2 separate regions of the Homo sapiens genome follow, and region 1 is linked to region 2. A link is a loop called in an ENCODE intact Hi-C map of the cell type or tissue named here. Cell type or tissue: dorsolateral prefrontal cortex. All regions are shown on one strand. Each heading gives the region's core, and the rest is flanking DNA. Links, peaks and the distances in the headings are about the cores only. Region 1 overlaps SPOCK1 (SPARC (osteonectin), cwcv and kazal like domains proteoglycan 1). Region 2 holds the start of SPOCK1 (SPARC (osteonectin), cwcv and kazal like domains proteoglycan 1).

What was found. Hi-C counts contacts between places; a loop is a spot of excess contacts. Peaks named below come from ENCODE experiments on the same cell type or tissue, not always from the same donor. Only the 100,000 strongest peaks of a DNase experiment are listed, where the experiment ranks them.
Region 1: it touches region 2 in a loop (2.5-fold over the local background); 4 of 110 quality-filtered maps call a loop at or near these places.

What each region holds. Positions count from the first base shown.
Region 1 is chr5:137,141,758-137,150,086 of GRCh38, forward strand. All of the region lies in intron 3 of SPOCK1 (SPARC (osteonectin), cwcv and kazal like domains proteoglycan 1), which reads right to left. Among named protein-coding and RNA genes, the nearest start is that of SPOCK1, 350 kb to the right of the region's middle. RefSeq lists an enhancer at 3,707-4,906. In dorsolateral prefrontal cortex, for the core only: no CTCF peak of the experiment used is centred there; DNase peaks (open chromatin) are centred at 1,096, 4,894 and 5,767; H3K4me3 peaks cover 1,018 bases; H3K27ac peaks cover 1,966 bases.
Region 2 is chr5:137,494,785-137,503,113 of GRCh38, forward strand. It overlaps SPOCK1 (SPARC (osteonectin), cwcv and kazal like domains proteoglycan 1), which reads right to left and starts at 4,542. Exons shown (of 11, transcript NM_004598.4): 1 at 4,395-4,542; 2 at 3,589-3,774. The coding sequence starts at 3,774. RefSeq lists a silencer at 4,493-4,712. In dorsolateral prefrontal cortex, for the core only: CTCF peaks have their summits at 2,778 (motif pointing left), 2,977 and 4,612 (motif pointing left); DNase peaks (open chromatin) are centred at 2,777, 3,717, 3,992 and 4,547; H3K4me3 peaks cover 4,391 bases; H3K27ac peaks cover 4,469 bases.

The sequences.
Region 1 (8,329 bases), core at 327-8,326, 350 kb before region 2:
GGGAGGCATGTTCAGGCAATCATAAGATACTCAATCTGACTATTAAGTGTGGTTTGTAGGGAGGCAGTAATGAGACAAGAGGGGGTGAGGGGAGTTGATTCCAACAAAGTAACTCCAGAAAGGGTCTCCAAAGACAGCAGTTCATATATTGCAACATTTCCTGGAATAGGCTGAGCAGCAGGTCCTCAGCTAATCAGCGCTCTGCGTGCTGAGGTGCACATGCTCATCATTGGCACAGAAGAGGCCTCGGGGAATTCTCTGCAAAACAAAAGCAATTGTGCCATCTTCAAGCTCTGGGGCCTAAAGCCTATTAAGCAGTAAATCTTTCATAACTGCTCTCCACAGTCAGGGGAGGTGATGTCTCCCCATGTCCTCCCCATGCAAACATTTGGTTAAACAAATTGGCATCCTGAGCAGGTATAGCAAAACTTCTACAAGAAATGACATGGTCAAAAAACCAAACCAAAACAAACACAAAGAAATGTCACAGTGCCCTCAACCACTGGACTCTTAGCCATCCTGACTCCTCAGCATGTAGAGGACATCACTGTTCCTCTCCTCCTGCCCAGGCCCAGAATCTGCACACTACTTTCTTCAAATGCCTGCTGCGAATTTCTCAAGGGTCCTGAACACACAACATCCAAAAGCATTTCTGCTACTTGAACAGCTTAACTGGCTCCCTCCACTGCCGCAGCTTCAGCAGCTGTAAACAGAAGCCAGGCTGCATTCTCAGGCCCATCTGGAAAGTAATAAGACCCAGGGCCCGGTCCTAGGGGAGTCACCTGGTAGAGTCTACTCCCCAAGGGATGTGACTCTGATACTTGGAGCTTAGCAGAAAGAAACAGGCTGTGAGATAAAAGAGAGGCTGATTTGAGCCCCAGGGACAGAGTGTTCATTCACTCAGAGCTCTTAAGCTGAAGGCAACCTCTGCAAGGCAGGTGGCAGGGCCCTGTGTCTGCCTTCAGAGTCTTCCAAGGCTGGGGCTTCCAGAAACTTGCAGCAAGAGCTTCCTGGTCCTAAGTGGAACTCTTTTGGTTCCTGGGGATGTCTGCATAAGAAGCCAGGAGACTGGTGCAGTCTCAGCCCAGTGCACTGCCGCCCACGCCAACCCTGGGGCTGCAGCTCAGCCAACTTTGACTCACTCTCCAAGAATCATTCAAAATTGAGTCAACAATTAAGAATGATTACCAGATGACCACTAATGATGAAAGTTTCTCAAGGGTTCTGAACACACAACATCCAATGGCGTTTCTGCTGCTTGAACAGCTTAGCAGGACATGTCAGTCCTTCATTGCCCCTTCTCACACTTCCACACACCACAGGATGAAGACATTTATAGATCTCAAGAAACCTGGGGACTAGACCACAGGCAGCCCCAGTCATAGTTATCAGCTGAGGCATTTTCCCCAACAGATGCCAAGTGCTGCAGCAGAGAACTTGAGATTTTCACTTGAGTGGATGTCAGAGACAGAGAAAAACAGGTTGGCCTAGGGTGATGGGTGTCAAAATCTGCAGTACTACATGACAAGCTTTGTGGCAGAATTTGAGCTTATTTTTGCCTCTGTATCCAACTTTGTTAACATGCCACACTGTCCTCCGGGTGGTCTCAACGGACAGTGCAATCACAAGGATCATGAATCAGCTGAGCAGATCCGGGAACAGCACAGACTCCAAGGCAGAGTAGCTTCTGGAACAGCACGGACTCCAAGGCAGAGTAGCTTCTGGGACTGAACCCTGCCTCTGCTGCTTGCTAACCTTGCTATACCTCACTTTCCTCTCCTGTAAAAATGGGGATAATAACAGCACCTGCTATTGCTTGGTGGTTGTCATGAACATTTAATGAGTTAATATCTGTAAGTACTTAGACCTGGAACATGCTAAGCACCTCATATGTGTTTATTAAGTTTTTTGTGTTTGTCTTTTTTCCCAGAGTAAATAATCAGTTTTCATAATAACAAAGAACCATAGTTAACACTCACTGAGTGCTTTTGACATACAGGCAGTGAACTCTGATTGGATTACCACATTTAATTTTCATAGCCACCAAAGGAGGTAGCTGCTATTAATGTGCAAGTCTTAAAAATAAATTGCTAATGAGAGATGCAGGACAAACCTGGTCTGTGACTCCAGAACCCAAACTCTTCACCAGTGTATGCTTGAAGCATGAGAATCTCCTACTATCTTCTTTAAAAAGCTGATTGCGGGGCTCACCTCATGCCAAGGGCCCAAGTGCACCATATTCTTAAGAGGCTTTGGGGGCAGAATGAGACTTACTGGGTAAAAGGAGGGGGCAGCCAGATTACCCAGTGCTGCAGAGGATGGTCCACGATTCCCTCTCAGTACACCCCACAGGATGAGGTCACCAGCCCTGATCTTTCCCCAGAGGCTGGGGTGCCCAGCTCTGGACACCTGAGCCCTCAGCCTACCCCCTCTGAATGCAGCCATCCCCCAACTGAGTCAAAGGAACCATGGTCTGGTCAATTTTGTTCCTGTAGTTTTGCCATCTGTCACCCTACCTTAGGCTAACTCCTGTAGACCACCCTCCACTTCTGGAAGCTAACATTTCTTTAAAAACAAAAAACCTCCAACCCAAAATACTAATAAATAAAAACTGTTCGTTATTAAACTCCCTACATACTTAACAATTTGCATACAGAAATCAAGTCTGCTAAAAATCAATTACTGGGGTCTGAATACTTCAAACATGTATGCAAATTATTTAGAGTAAATGAACTTCACAGAGCAACAAAACAGTAACAAATCAAGCTGTCAGCATTTGTTTAATCACCTCGCCGCATTTTGTTTTTGAGAAACAGCAACACTGGGATTGAAAGGGGATGAGGAGTGTGTCATTTCCATTTAAACTCAGGCCTCCCAAATACGTTTTACCTAGCAGCCTCAAGGCTCAGGGTGATGGATGCTCCTGAAAGGCACCCAGCACCAGTACTGGAAAGGACTGTGGCTGCACTTTGAAAAGGGAAGGATAAGAGATCCGAATAATAAGTGGCATTTGAGAGGCCTTTTAATAAGTAGGGGAAACTGTAGGTGAGAAGGTAGGAGAGGCAGCTGAGCGTGACAGCCCTGAGCAGAGTTCAAAGTTTCCTTGTCATGGTGCTATTGATTTCCTGGGGACTTGCTCCAAGTTTCAATCTCTCTCCGCATACAAGGAGTGAGAGGATGCAGACATCCCCAGAGGATGACAAAGCCCTGTGTCTTCTCTACCTCTTCTATCACCAAACCTGCAGGACTCCTGTGGACCCAAACAGGACAGCATCCCTAGCACAGAGCAGGCGCCCACCAAAGGTTAATTTTATCTTTCCCACCTATATGCAGAACTATTCAAGAGTCAACTGGCACCCAGCACAAATCCAATTATTTTTTTCAAAATGACTTTTTACAGAAACCTTTCTCAAGGAACAAACCAAGAATGAATTAATTTAAAGAGATTTGTTAAGCTGTAAAGCATTGAATTCAAAAGCCAGTTAATTACTGGTTCCATGTAACTTTTTTTGATTAATTTTATTTTTAAGCTCACTACTTGGTCTCAATTAAGGTGGTGATATTTTAATTATCTTAATTGTTTCTGAACTTGTTTTTCAGTTCAACGAGTTATTTTTTAATTAGCTACATTGATTTTAAAATCCTGAATCAAGCCTTTGCACTCTTCTTGAGCACATCCTATAGGCTAATTGGCAAAGGGTCATGACACCTAGCACAGCAGAGCTTGATACCACCTCAGAGATGCTCAGATGAGAAGAAGGTTCCATTTTGTGGGGTGGCCCAAAGGGTTCCTCACCTGGGGGAAATCACACACATTTGTGTTTATTCAATTAATATTTACAGAGTATCATTCAGCGTGAAGAATCTTTCTGCAGGCTAAAGGTGAATACAAAGAGGTGAGCAAAAAGATGTTCTTCCAGCTCTCCAGGGGTTCACCGTTGAACATAGGAGACAGGTGAGACAGGTAAGGTACCTAATTCAGCCTTTCAGGGGGTCAGGTGAGACTTCCTGGACAGACTGACATCTATGGAAAAGTAGGTTTAAACCAGATAATAGGATGAGGAAGAACACTCCAGATAACAGGAAGTTGTCTTTCCAGGGGTAAGAAAGTTTGTGGCAGGCTTAAGGAATTCAAGTGTTTCATGAGGCTGGCAGCAGTTGGAGCAAGCCGGTGAGTAAAAAGGCTGGAGAAGAGGCTGAGCCTGGTCCTGAAGGGCCTTGGAGCCACAGGGACCATGCTGGGGAGCCAGGGCCTTTGAGTTCCACAGTGCCTTCAACCCAGCATGCAAGAACCTGTGACCAGACTAAAGTCGGGGGAGAGGGGCAGGAAGAGGGAACCCTAAATATGCATTTTATGTAGAAAGTGGCACTTAGTAAGAACAGACACACTACATATATTCTCGTCCGCCAAATGACAGAGGACATCAGGGCTGAAAGGCCCAGTGGTCAACTCTTAGAACCCCTTTTCTCCTGCCAGGAACCTCCTTCCTCCCTCTCCCCAGGAACACCAAGCCACACAGGATTCCGGGAGGCACAAGATACCTGTTGAGACCAGTAAGCAAAAGATTAATCTAAAACAGCAGCTTGAACTCCTGGCCCACTCTGGTGAGTTCCAGAATCTTCCTCAGGCCAGAGGCCACTCGATTTGCAAAAAGTCCACCAGTTAAAGATGCCTTGTTGTCTCGCTGTTGCTTTTAAGACTGCTCTCTGCCTGAGTCATGCGATCCCAAGGTTCACGTGAAGAGCAGACACTCCCAGTGATTCATTAGGAGTGACTTAATGGACGACTGACAAAGAAATTACACCAAACTGTGAAAACCTCGTCAAGCTATGAGCAGGAACATTTATTGCAGCTTGTCTGTCCCCATGGTAACCCGTGCATGCATCTTGCCTCCCTTGTCTCCAGAGAGGCTTGTTCACCAGCTGACGACAGAGCCTCTCAGAATATAAAATAGAAGATTCTGCCCATAGGATTTTTGCTGTAACCAGAGAAGAATGGCAGCTTGGAAAGCCTCCTCACAATTCTTTCCTTTCATATTCAAGGGGCTGGCCAAGTTCTCCGAGGCCAAACAAAGGGCCTATTAGACATGTGCCTGGATAGGGCAGAGAGCAGAGTGGCATAAAGGTTGGACTCATGCATTTAAGGATTGGGGAATTGGTGGGGAGGGACACAGGACAGACAGAGACAAAGAGGCAGAGGAGAGAAAGATGAGTCTGACCAAAGATAGCCCTCCTGGGAAGAGACCTTTTCTTTCCCCTTTAAACTGAGGTCCTGGGGACTTCTTTCTGTGTCAAAGATAAAAGCATCTTCTCTGTTACATTATTTGTGTATGTGTGTGTGTGAGGTGGGGGAGAGGGTTATAAATTGATAACAGCCTTTTTTGGGGGTCAATTTTTTGGTTGTGCCCTTAAATGATAACAATTGTTAAATGTAGGTAGATGGGTGTATAGCAGTTTATAGTATCCTCTCAACATTTTGGTATACATAAAAATTATAACAAGAGAAAAGGGAAAAAAGAAACATCCTATGACCCAGCAAGTGAACATATTAGGCAAAAATGTTCATCTTAATAATCTGTAATAAGGGAAAATTATAACACTTTGAATGTCCATCTGTGTTAGTCTGCTCGGGCAGCCATAATGAAAGTACCACAGACTGGTGGCTTAAACAACAGAAATTTATTTTCTCACAGTGCTGGGGACTAGAAGTCTGAGATCAGGGTGCCAGTAAGGTGAGGTTCTAGGAGGGCCCTCTTCCTGGCTTGCAGCCAGCCAGCTTTTTGCTACGTCCTTACATGGTCTTTCCTCGATGCAAGCACTTGGAGAGACAGAGAGCCAGCCCTCTCTCGTGTCTCTTCTTATAGGACACTTATCCTATCAGCTCAGGGCTCCACTCTTTGGACCTCTTTTAACCTTAATTACTTTCTTAGAGGCCCCCTCTCCAAATACAGACATCCTAGGAATTGGAGCTTCAACGTGGGAATTTGAGGGGGATAAAAACATTCAATCCAGAACACCAACTGTAGGGAAATGGTTTAGTTAATAACATAATACATTTTTTAAACATCATGCAACTATTTTACAGAAACTAGTAGATCTATATTTGGTAACATAGGTAGATATTTATGATAAATTAAGTGAAAAGGCAAGTTGAAGATGAGAAAACCAATTTGAAACGGTAAAGTAACTTCCCAGCACCATAAAGCCTTAATGGCAAAGCCAGTACTCAGAACCAGACCTGCCTTCTTCCAAAAGAAGCGCCTTTCCCTTCCCTACCCTTCCTCTCCGGACAGCCACAGCCTCTGCCCCACTCACAGACCAGGGCCCTCAGTTTCTCCTGATTGCCCTCTATCTCATATCCTGTCTGCAGCAAGGAGACAATGACAAGCCATGACCATGGCCAGGGTCCAGAGCAGGTGTCCAGCCCTGGGTGATCTTGGCATGTGTCTCTGAGATGAAGGAGTTAAGGACTACCCACTACTGAGAGTGTCTGGGAATTGCTTGGCCCCTCTGCTCACATGCAAAGCAAGACATTATGAGCAACCACTGATAAGCCCAACATGGTAATTTACATGTCCTGATCATTAGAAAAGAAGGCGTTAAGAGGGGTCTGCCAGAGCAGCTGTGGAAATGTGTGTCATAAAATCAACAACCACAAAATTTTATTAGCCTGGGCAGCCAAGCCTCCCTTCTCAAAGCTATCATCTCACATTTTCCCTGCTCCCCAGCTGCTCTGACAAGGACCCTCACTCAGCATTTCCATCAAGAAATTGATTTCCCTTTGAAAGTGTGATGGGAGTGGAAAGAGGAAGTAGAAGGAAAGGGGGAATTAAATAGAAAGGAAGGGGAGGGAGAACATTACATACTCTGTCACCCAATTAGGGGGCTGACATGGAGACAATGACAACGACCAACTATAGAATAATGTACTATTATCCTAATTCAACAATAAAGAAACTGATACAGAGATCAGATCATTCTTAATTTACCAACTGGTAACTGACAGAGAAATGTTAAGCCTGTTTGTGGTCACACAGCCAGTGAGCCTGGATTTTAATCTTGGCGAGTCTCACACCAAGGCTGATACTTGAAGCCACTAAGCCACTAATGAAAATAACTTCTGATGGGGATAAAGGTGATGATTAAAGTGTCAAGCAGCAATGTATCACACCCCTCTGTCCACCTTCCCCAAGATTCATGTTACCCAGAAGACCTCATAAAAAAAGACTTCCTGTGAAAAAAAAAGATTGAGCTATCAGAAATCAAAGCCAAATTGCTGGCTATCTTAATAAGCTTGTATTACTTTTATAATGAATACAAAAGTGCGAGCTGCTTTTAAAGGCAATGCTGCTGTCCTGTGAACTTAACTCCCTCTGACTTAAGAAACAATAGTGACCAGGTGAACTGACTGTGGTTCCTTCCGTGAGGGGTTTCTGTGAAGTGTGCGTATGTTCCACACTGCTAATGGGGAGATGCATGAAGCCCAGCGCAGCATGGGACAGGGCAGTGTAGGCAACAGGAGCTGAGAATGGCCTGGCCTCTAAGTAGAGAAAAAGATATCATCCACAGAGAAGTCTTCACCTTCTCATCCATCACAATGGCCAGAATTTATTAAAATGCTATAATAGTAAAGGTATTTGGGTTCTATTTCATTATAATTGACATAAATTATTCATAAGACATTTATGAACAAAGGAGAGAGATTTACTCAAAATACAAAAGAACCAATTCTATAACCTAAGAGAATAAGAGGGCATAAAAAGCATAGTAAAAATCAAATATTTCCTGGAAAAAAGTGTACTTAAAAGATCACTGTGGCTCACACAGTCTATCTTTTGTACCTGTGCTTCACTTTAATGCAATTAAAATTTCTATAAAAACATGGAGCTTTTCCCAGGCCAAAGACATCCAGAGAATTAACTCTTTTGGTGCTGATTATTCTGACATTATTCAGCAGCCATGGTTGTTGATCATGTAAGGATTGGGAAACTCAGCAACTCCAAGAATTTCTGCCAAATTTTTAGTGTACCTAGAAGATAAGAACCCAAAGCATTTGGCTCGGAGAGATGTAAGTTTGAGAGGAGAGAGGCAGCTTTGCCACTTCTTGCCTATGAGGTATCTTGATGGGTTACTCAACTCTTTAGGATTCAGTTGCAGGCAAACAGATCCACTTTACTGAGATGTTGTGAGGATCTGATGGGATAACACATGAAGGTTTTCTAGCACAGGGCCTGGCGCACAGTTCATGCTCATTTATTATCCTCATGGCTTTTACCAGCTCTTTTTAGCTTGCTCCTAAAATACAGAAAATGGATGTCCACCAAGGGCA
Region 2 (8,329 bases), core at 151-8,150:
TAGATAAATATTTGTTGGAATGAATGAAGGTACAAATGAACAGAGGAAAATTTCCTTATGGTAATGGTTATGGAAAGCCAAAGCCAAATCAGATGCAGAAAAATTAGGAGAATGGTTGTGGCATCTTGATCCCTCAACCTCAAGCCATGGAGGAGTTAAATGCATGTCAGCTAAAGATGGAAAATTATTGAACAACTTAATACAAAGATCTGCTTCTTCATCGCCTCCTTAACATTGTGTACAAAAGTCCAGGCCTCCATCTGGCCAAAACTTCCCAATTGCTAGTGTTTATAAAAGAAGAATGACAAAACTAACAGACCACAAATACATTTAGGAGCAATCATCTGAGCATTGTTCTATTTGTCCTGGATCTGTAACTCCAGGGAATAAGCCATGGAGTTGTTCTAAAGGCTTTACTTCTAAAAAGAAGGGGATAGGAAGTATTTATACATCTAGAGCAATAGGACACTTTTCAAAATGATAAGTAGAGGTTGCCAGGTCACCTCTGGCAATGTCACAGCACACCCAGTAGTCAAGGGATATGGAACACGCACCCCACTGTCATATTCATTTCAAAGTTGACCCTGTAACAACACCCAAGGGCTACAATCAACTCTCTAAGAGCAGCCCTTAGTTTTCAGTTTCCAAGTTTCAAAAATCACATCTGAATCTCTCCCCCAAGTCCAACAAAGAGACAAGTCAGGAGGAAGGCAAGAAGTTTTCTTTCACAATGAGTTCCAAAAATTGACATGCATCATAACAATAATTGTGGGACACAGCCTTTCAAAGTTATCAGTAGCTTCAACAAAACAAAGAAACAGCAAAGAAGCTGAGGCTTTGTCAACCTCAAGCAAGGCTTGGCTCAATGAAAATGATTAGGCTGGCTGAGCAACTGCAAGATTAGCTGAGGCTTTATCGATTGTCCACTGAATAGTAGGTTTCTGTAGAAAGCAAATTCTTACCCTCTGTTCCCAGGCTCAGGCTTTGTGATTATTCCAGGGACTTGCCCTAAAAGAGTGTCTGGTCTGAGTTCCACAACACTTTAAAGAGGTTAATGACATTAAATTATGTCTGAGCCACTGTTAGTGTCAGGTGACTCCATACAGCACATAAAATGGGTGATGAATGAAGAAGTTTGGGATTTTTTTGAACATTTTTAGATGTTTTAATGGCATGCTGGATTAAATTATCATTTTTTAAATATATGCTGCTAAAAATATTAGTTTAATGTCTAAAACCGCTCCAAAAACAAAAACAAAAAAAAATAGTGTATTGGGACATAAAAGCTTTTCTTTTTGTTATGTCTTGGACATTTTTATACTATCTAAAGGCAGTATTTCCTAAACATTAGAATAACCTAGTATGTTTGCTTAAAATATGGATTCCCTGCACTCACCCCAGAAATGTAAAGTCAGATTCTCCAGGGTAGGACCATGGATGCTATAATTTAACAAGCACTTCAGGTGAGCTTCATCCTCAGTCAGGTTTGGAAACACACTGTTCCAAAGATCTAAAAATGTCACCACCATCCATAATAAAGATGGGAAATGAACAGAAGCCCAATTTTAAAAAATTTAAAGCTAAGCAGGAATTCAGAATATCATGCTTATGATACACTGAGACTAGAAAATCTTGAACAGGCATGAAAGCACAGTAAACCTTTCCATAACCCAAAGATCCAAAAAAGCACAAGTGTTTTCAACTCAATCCAGCTGCCAGGAGCACCAAGGCATCTATCTCCAGAGGTGGCCCTTCACTTCTAATCCTGGCTCAATTCTTCCACCTCTAGCAAAGTCAAGCAACTGCCCTGCTCTTCAACTCTATCTAAAAGATAGCCATAGAAAAGTAAAAACAAAACAAAACAAAAAGCAAAATTATCTCTGCCCCAGGTGAATCCTTCATGGTTTGGGCACATTTTTCAGCCATAGGGAAAGGTAATCAATGAAGGATTCTCAGATCTAAGCAGTTAACAGAGCAGGTCAGGAATGGGGCAATGAATGGCAGGAATCTCACTGGGGTAGGGGAGGAAAGTGAGGGGCATATCTACTGCAAAAGACCCTAGTAGTTATTATGTATCAATTAAAAATTTTAATGAAATTACAATTTCGATAAAAGGCCCCAAATAGCTGTGGCTATTCATTGAAAGTGTTTGAAATCCCCTTTCCAAGAGAAGCAGTCCAACATCAACTAGAAAAAAGAAGAGGAGGAACAGAGAGGAGAGTGATAAACCCCCACACAAAGCTATGAGTGCATCTCCTCTGGACAGGGATCTGGAGAGGGTGCTCTTTAAAAAGTGTATGGAAACATCTGGGATTCATTCAATGTCTCAAATTCCCTCTCCCTGCAAGGCCTGCAGATACTGAGAGCAGAGCTTAGAGGAGTCCAGTGGAGGAAGCTGATCCCCATACATATCCCACCTCAAAGAGTCTGTAAACCATGCCCGGGGACATTAACAAAGGGGGTCTGTGGTATAGGTCAAATTATCATATTTAAAAAATACATGCTGCTAAAAATATTAGTTTAACACCTAAAACTGATCAGAAACAAACAAAAAGAAACAGTGCCTTTGAACATTAAAGCTTTTCTCTTTTTTACTGTTATGCCTTGGGCACTTTTACAATATTTAAGGCTTCTCAGAAACAGGAATTCCTAATGTTAAGTACCATAAAACATGGTACTCCCAAGTCCCCTAGAAGGGCATGGCCCTGGCCAGCTGGGGCAGTCCTTGAAGAAGCTGGCAGACGCTCCCACAGAACAGAGGAGATGCCATCTGCTGGAAAGACTGCACCAGATGCCTCTTGCCCCACATCCCTGGGGCACACCTGGGGAGTGGCAGCCAGCCTTGAGGCAGAAACAGGCCGCAAGTGTGTTTCTGCGTGTCCGGGAGTAACTTTCTCCACTCCCAGGGCTCCCACGGAGGAGCAATGCTCTGCCACCCAGGGTCCCTTTCAGGGCAGGGGACCAACTGCACGGGCTAGTTGTTCCTGTTTCAAGATTCCGAGGGTCAAACCACCCCACCTCCCCTGTATTTTATCAGGCCCATTGCCATGACCGCCTCCCTCAACACACACACACACACACATGCAACACCTGACTCCCATAAATAGCTCCCCCATAAATAGCTTGGACCACTCCCAGACCCAACCTCTCCAGTAGGGATTCTCCTGACACACCCCAGAGATGGTCCACGCCACCGCTGCCCCGGGGAGGTTTTCTCCGGAGCTAGGGAAAGTCTACCATCACGGTTAGGAGAAGTCGGAAGCTCAGAGAACCTCTTTCTCCACAGCTACTGGTGATCTGTGCTGTATTTTAGTGCAGTCACCTCCCGCAGCCCTACGAATACACACACCTGGGCCACAGGTAACAGGCAAGCGCATGGAGCCTTCGAAGTTCTCTTTAAAGTTCCTTTCAGGCAAGACCGCACCCAGGAAGCTGGGACCGACCAGCCCCCGCGGGAGATGCCCACCTGTCCCCCTCCCAACCACACACACACACACACACACACACACACACACACCCCAACCCCGCTTCAGGGGTCCCCTCCGAGAGGCTCCGCGCCCCCCAGGGCCGGGTGGCGCCGGTACTCACGTCTCGAAAGCGGTTCCAGTACTTGTCCCGGTCGTACTGGGAGACGGTGCTCAGCCACTGGTCATTGTCTAGGAAATTGCCGTGGTTGGGGCCCGCGCCTCCGGCGAGCGCGTCCAGGTGCCGGCTCTCGACTTGGAGGAAGCACCACGCCGCGGCGGCCGCCGCCAACACCGCGATCGCCGGCATCTGCGGGGCAGGGCGCGCAGGGCGATGAGCGAAGAGGGCGGGCGGCCGCGAGCCCCGGGCACCCAGGCGTCCCAGCGCCCCAGCCCGGAGGCGGGGACCCCGCGGCGGGCACGGGCAGCGCTCGCGCACCTGGGGCGCCTGTCGCGCCTCTAGACCCAGGGACCCCTCTCACGAATGGGGGACTCATCTACGAACGAGGAGGCTGCGTCACGAATCCGAGGCTGCCGTCCAACTACAGGGGACCCGTCTCGTCTATTCTCCGAGTGCCCCACAGATGCCGCCCTCCTATCAGGGGCTTGGTACCCCTCCCCAGAAGCGGGGAGCCCGGGTCCGCACGCCGCACTCCCACAGACGGTGCGGTGCACACGGCTTTGGGGCAGGAGAGGGGAGAACAGGGCTCCAGCAGCACCCGAGCTCCGGCAAGCGGGGTGGGGGCTGCCAGCAGCTGGGGGTCCCCGGCGACAGCTAAGGGAAAGGTCTCCCTTGAGCGCCCTGAGGTCTCGGGGGTAAGAAAGGCGCGCGGAGGTAACCCCAGGCCCTGACCCTGCCAGCCCCCTAGGCGGCCGCGGGGAGGTCCCAACTACTCCAAGTTGGGGCGCGGGGTTCCTCTGGGCACGTACCTTGGGGGCCGGCCCGGGTCCCCTAGTCCGAGTTGCTCGAGCTCCCGCGGCACGGTCGCCGGGAAGGCTGATCGCCGGCTCGCGCCCCTGCGCTCCTGCCACACGCCGCCGCCGAGCGTCTGGCCGCTTTGTGAGCCCGCAGCGATGTGCTCTGCTCGCTCGCTGGCTCGGGCGCGGCGTCCGCGGGCGGAGGAGGCCGAGCGCGCGAGCCAAGGCTCTGGCGCCCCCTGGTGGCCGCGCGCTGCCTGCCCGACAGCCCGGCCGCCCCAGCCCGGAACGTGGTCATTCACATCTTTTTTTTTTTTTTTTTTTTTTTTAATTTACTTCTATTTTTTTTTTTAATTATACTTTAAGTTTTAGGGTACATGTGCACATTGTGCAGGTTAGTTACATATGTATACATGTGCCATGCTGGTGCGCTGCACCCACTAACTCGTCATCTAGCATTAGGTATATCTCCCAATGCTATCCCTCCCCACTCCCCCCACCCCACCACAGTCCCCAGAGTGTGATATTCCCCTTCCTGTGTCCATGTGATCTCATTGTTCAATTCCCACCTATGAGTGAGAATATGCGGTGTTTGGTTTTTTGTTCTTGCGATAGTTTACTGAGAATGATGGTTTCCAATTTCATCCACGTCCCTACAAAGGACATGAACTCATCCTTTTTTATGGCTGCATAGTATTCCATGGTGTATATGTGCCACATTTTCTTAATCCAGTCTATCATTGATGGACATTTGGGTTGGTTCCAAGTCTTTGCTATTGTGAATAATGCCGCAATACACATACGTGTGCATGTGGCTTTATAGCAGCATGATTTATAGTCCTTTGGGTATATACCCAGTAATGGGATGGCTGGGTCAAATGGTATTTCTAGTTCTAGATCCCTGAGGAATCGCCACACTGACTTCCACAATGGTTGAACTAGTTTACAGTCCCACCAACAGTGTAAAAGTGTTCCTATTTCTCCACATCCTCTCCAGCACCTGTTGTTTCCTGACTTTTTAATGATTGCCATTCTAACTGGTGTGAGATGATATCTCATAGTGGTTTTGATTTGCATTGCTCTGATGGCCAGTGATGATGAGCATTTTTTCATGTATTTTTTGGCTGCATAAATGTCTTCTTTTGAGAAGTGTCTGTTCATGTCCTTCGCCCACTTTTTGATGGGGTTGTTTGTTTTTTTCTTGTAAATTTGTTTGAGTTCATTGTAGATTCTGGATATTAGCCCTTTGTCAGATGAGTAGGTTGCGAAAATTTTCTCCCATGTTGTAGGTTGCCTGTTCACTCTGATGGTAGTTTCTTTTGCTGTGCAGAAGCTCTTTAGTTTAATTAGATCCCATTTGTCAATTTTGGCTTTTGTTGCCATTGCTTTTGGTGTTTTGGACATGAAGTCCTTGCCCACGCCTATGTCCTGGGTCATTCACATCTTAATGCAGGGCTAAAATCAGCTTTCAGGCCCAGGCTGGTGCGAGACAGAAGAGGGGACTGAGGATATGAGGCCAAGACGCAGGCCAGCATGGAGGCATTCTCAAAAGGAAGGCCGTCGGGTTATCTAGATCAAAATCACCTGGGTGGAGAGAGAAGCGAACTTCCTAAAAATGATTCCTGCCCCACCGCCCCACTTGCTGAGTCAGCATTCCTTAGGAAAGCTTCCAAGTCTGCACTTTTAATGAGCTCCCGAGGCGTTTTTTATGCATGGCAAAGTTTGATAACCACCGTCCTGCCATTCCCTGGATAAGTGAATATCTGCACTGCCCATCCCAAGTCATGCACCCACCTGCATCTCTGCACTCCCATGCCCTATGCCATGCTTACCACTGTCCTGCCCCTTGAGAACCGGCCCCAGCACTAACCTGTTGAGTTCCCCTAGATGGGAGGGAGGGGAGAGAGGAAAAACAGATCAGGCTACAGGGACAGAACACTGAGAAGCAGAAGTCTGGTCCTGCCCCATCCCCCACCCCGTTTCCAAATACCAGCAATGTTTGGTGAAATAGGGCTGGAAGGGACTTAATGTCTTCCCCTGCCTGTATACAAGTGATACTGGCCTGTCACCTTTCTCTGTACAACTACACCCCATTCCCCAGACACCTGAGCGCTCTTTCAGAACAAGTCTGACCATCCCATCACCCCTCTCCCCTCAACACAAAATTCTTCACAATGCTTTCCTGATAAAGACCAATCTCCTGGCTGGAGCCCCCAGGCCCCGCACATCTGGACCCCGCCTCTCACCCCACTCTCTCCTCCTCTGACCTTCTGGACGGGCTGGCCCTGACCCCAGTGGAAATGGGCTCCCTCCACTCCTGGGTATTCACTTCTGCCTGGGCTGCTGTCCATACCCAGTCCCAGCACAAGTCTCATTAATTCTGCTCTCTGCTTATTCATCCTCACTTCTTCAGAGACTCTTGCTACACCTGTGGACCAGGCCAGCACCTGCAGTGATGCTGTCTTTGAGAACACAGTGCTTCTCTGGCTGTAAGCTCAACTGATATCACTTACTCTATGTCTGCCTCCCCACCTGGCTAGAGCTCCTGAGGGCAGAGGCTATCTTTGTCTTGTTCACCACTTCTCCCAGTGCCCAGAGTTGACACATTGTTAGTGCTCAAAAAAATTTGATAAATGAATGAATGATTTAATGAATGAATGCCACCCAACCATGTCTGGAACAACAACACATCTCAGCCAGCATGCCAACAATAATGTATGGTGTGATCAATAATAAGTTGCGCTACAAATAATTTGGTTACATATAATAGTTGAATGTGTGGAAGTCAGCAGATCTGTGGTTTTCCCAACATTACTCTGCCTGATTTGCATTCCTAGAAACTTTCTCAAAAGGGAGAAAAAGGAATGGAGTCACAGCTACTATGTTGGGGACTGCACATCATCCACGGTTTATTTTATCATGGAATGCTGTGGGTGGGTGCATCAGAGTGGGAGAGAGGTTTAGAAATGATGAAGAGACTGTTTCTTATGTTCATAGAAACCCAAGTAAGCAGCACTTCCCCATTTATCTGCCCAGTGTGACAGCAAGATCTCTCCAAGGAGTTGTCCCTAAATGTCACTTTTGCCTCCTCACCTCCAACTCATTCTTCAACCCACTCCAATCTGCCTTTCATCCTCACTAACTGAAATGACTTGTCACCATCAGCAGCCTCCTCCAAGTCACCAGATCCAGTGGGTACCCTCGATCCTCCCCAGTGTGGCCTCTGAGCAGTTTCTTTTGGCTCCCGTGGCTCCAACCCTCCTGGCTTTCCTGCTCCCCCCATCATTCCTGCTGACATTCCAGTGCTTCTTAGGGCTCAGACCTATCCCTCTTCTCTCCCCCAAAACCCTTTCCCCAGGTGCCCAAGTCCAGTCCTATGCTGAGATCCTCCAGGTACATTTCCAGCCCAGAAATTCCAATGACTTCTGACTGTACCTCCAGCTTCATACTTTACATCTCCTCAATGCCCCACGGGCACGTCAGATCTGTGACCAGGCCAAAACAGAAGTCTGGATGTCCTCCATGCCTCTGTGTTCTCCTTTCATCCCTGTTAGAGTGAATGTATCCGCATCCACATGGCTGCTTAAGTCAGAACCCCACAAGTCATCTCCAGTTCATCCATCTCCTCGCCCCTCACCTCCCATCCATCAGCAAAGGGGGTCCATCCCACTTTCGAACACCCCCTGGAGCCACCCACTTCACCCCACTTCCACAGATACTCCTGAGTCCACAAGACCATCACTTCTCACGTGAAGAACGACGGTGCTTCTTGGCTGGTTTCCTTCTTTCCTTTCCCTTGCAACCCATTATCCACTCAGGTGAGAGCAATCTTTTTTTAAGAGAGCCTTCTCTTTTTAAAATTTTTGTGGGTACATAGTGGGTGTTTGTATTTAGGGGGTACATGAGATGTTTGATACAGGCATGCAATGCATAATGATCACATCACG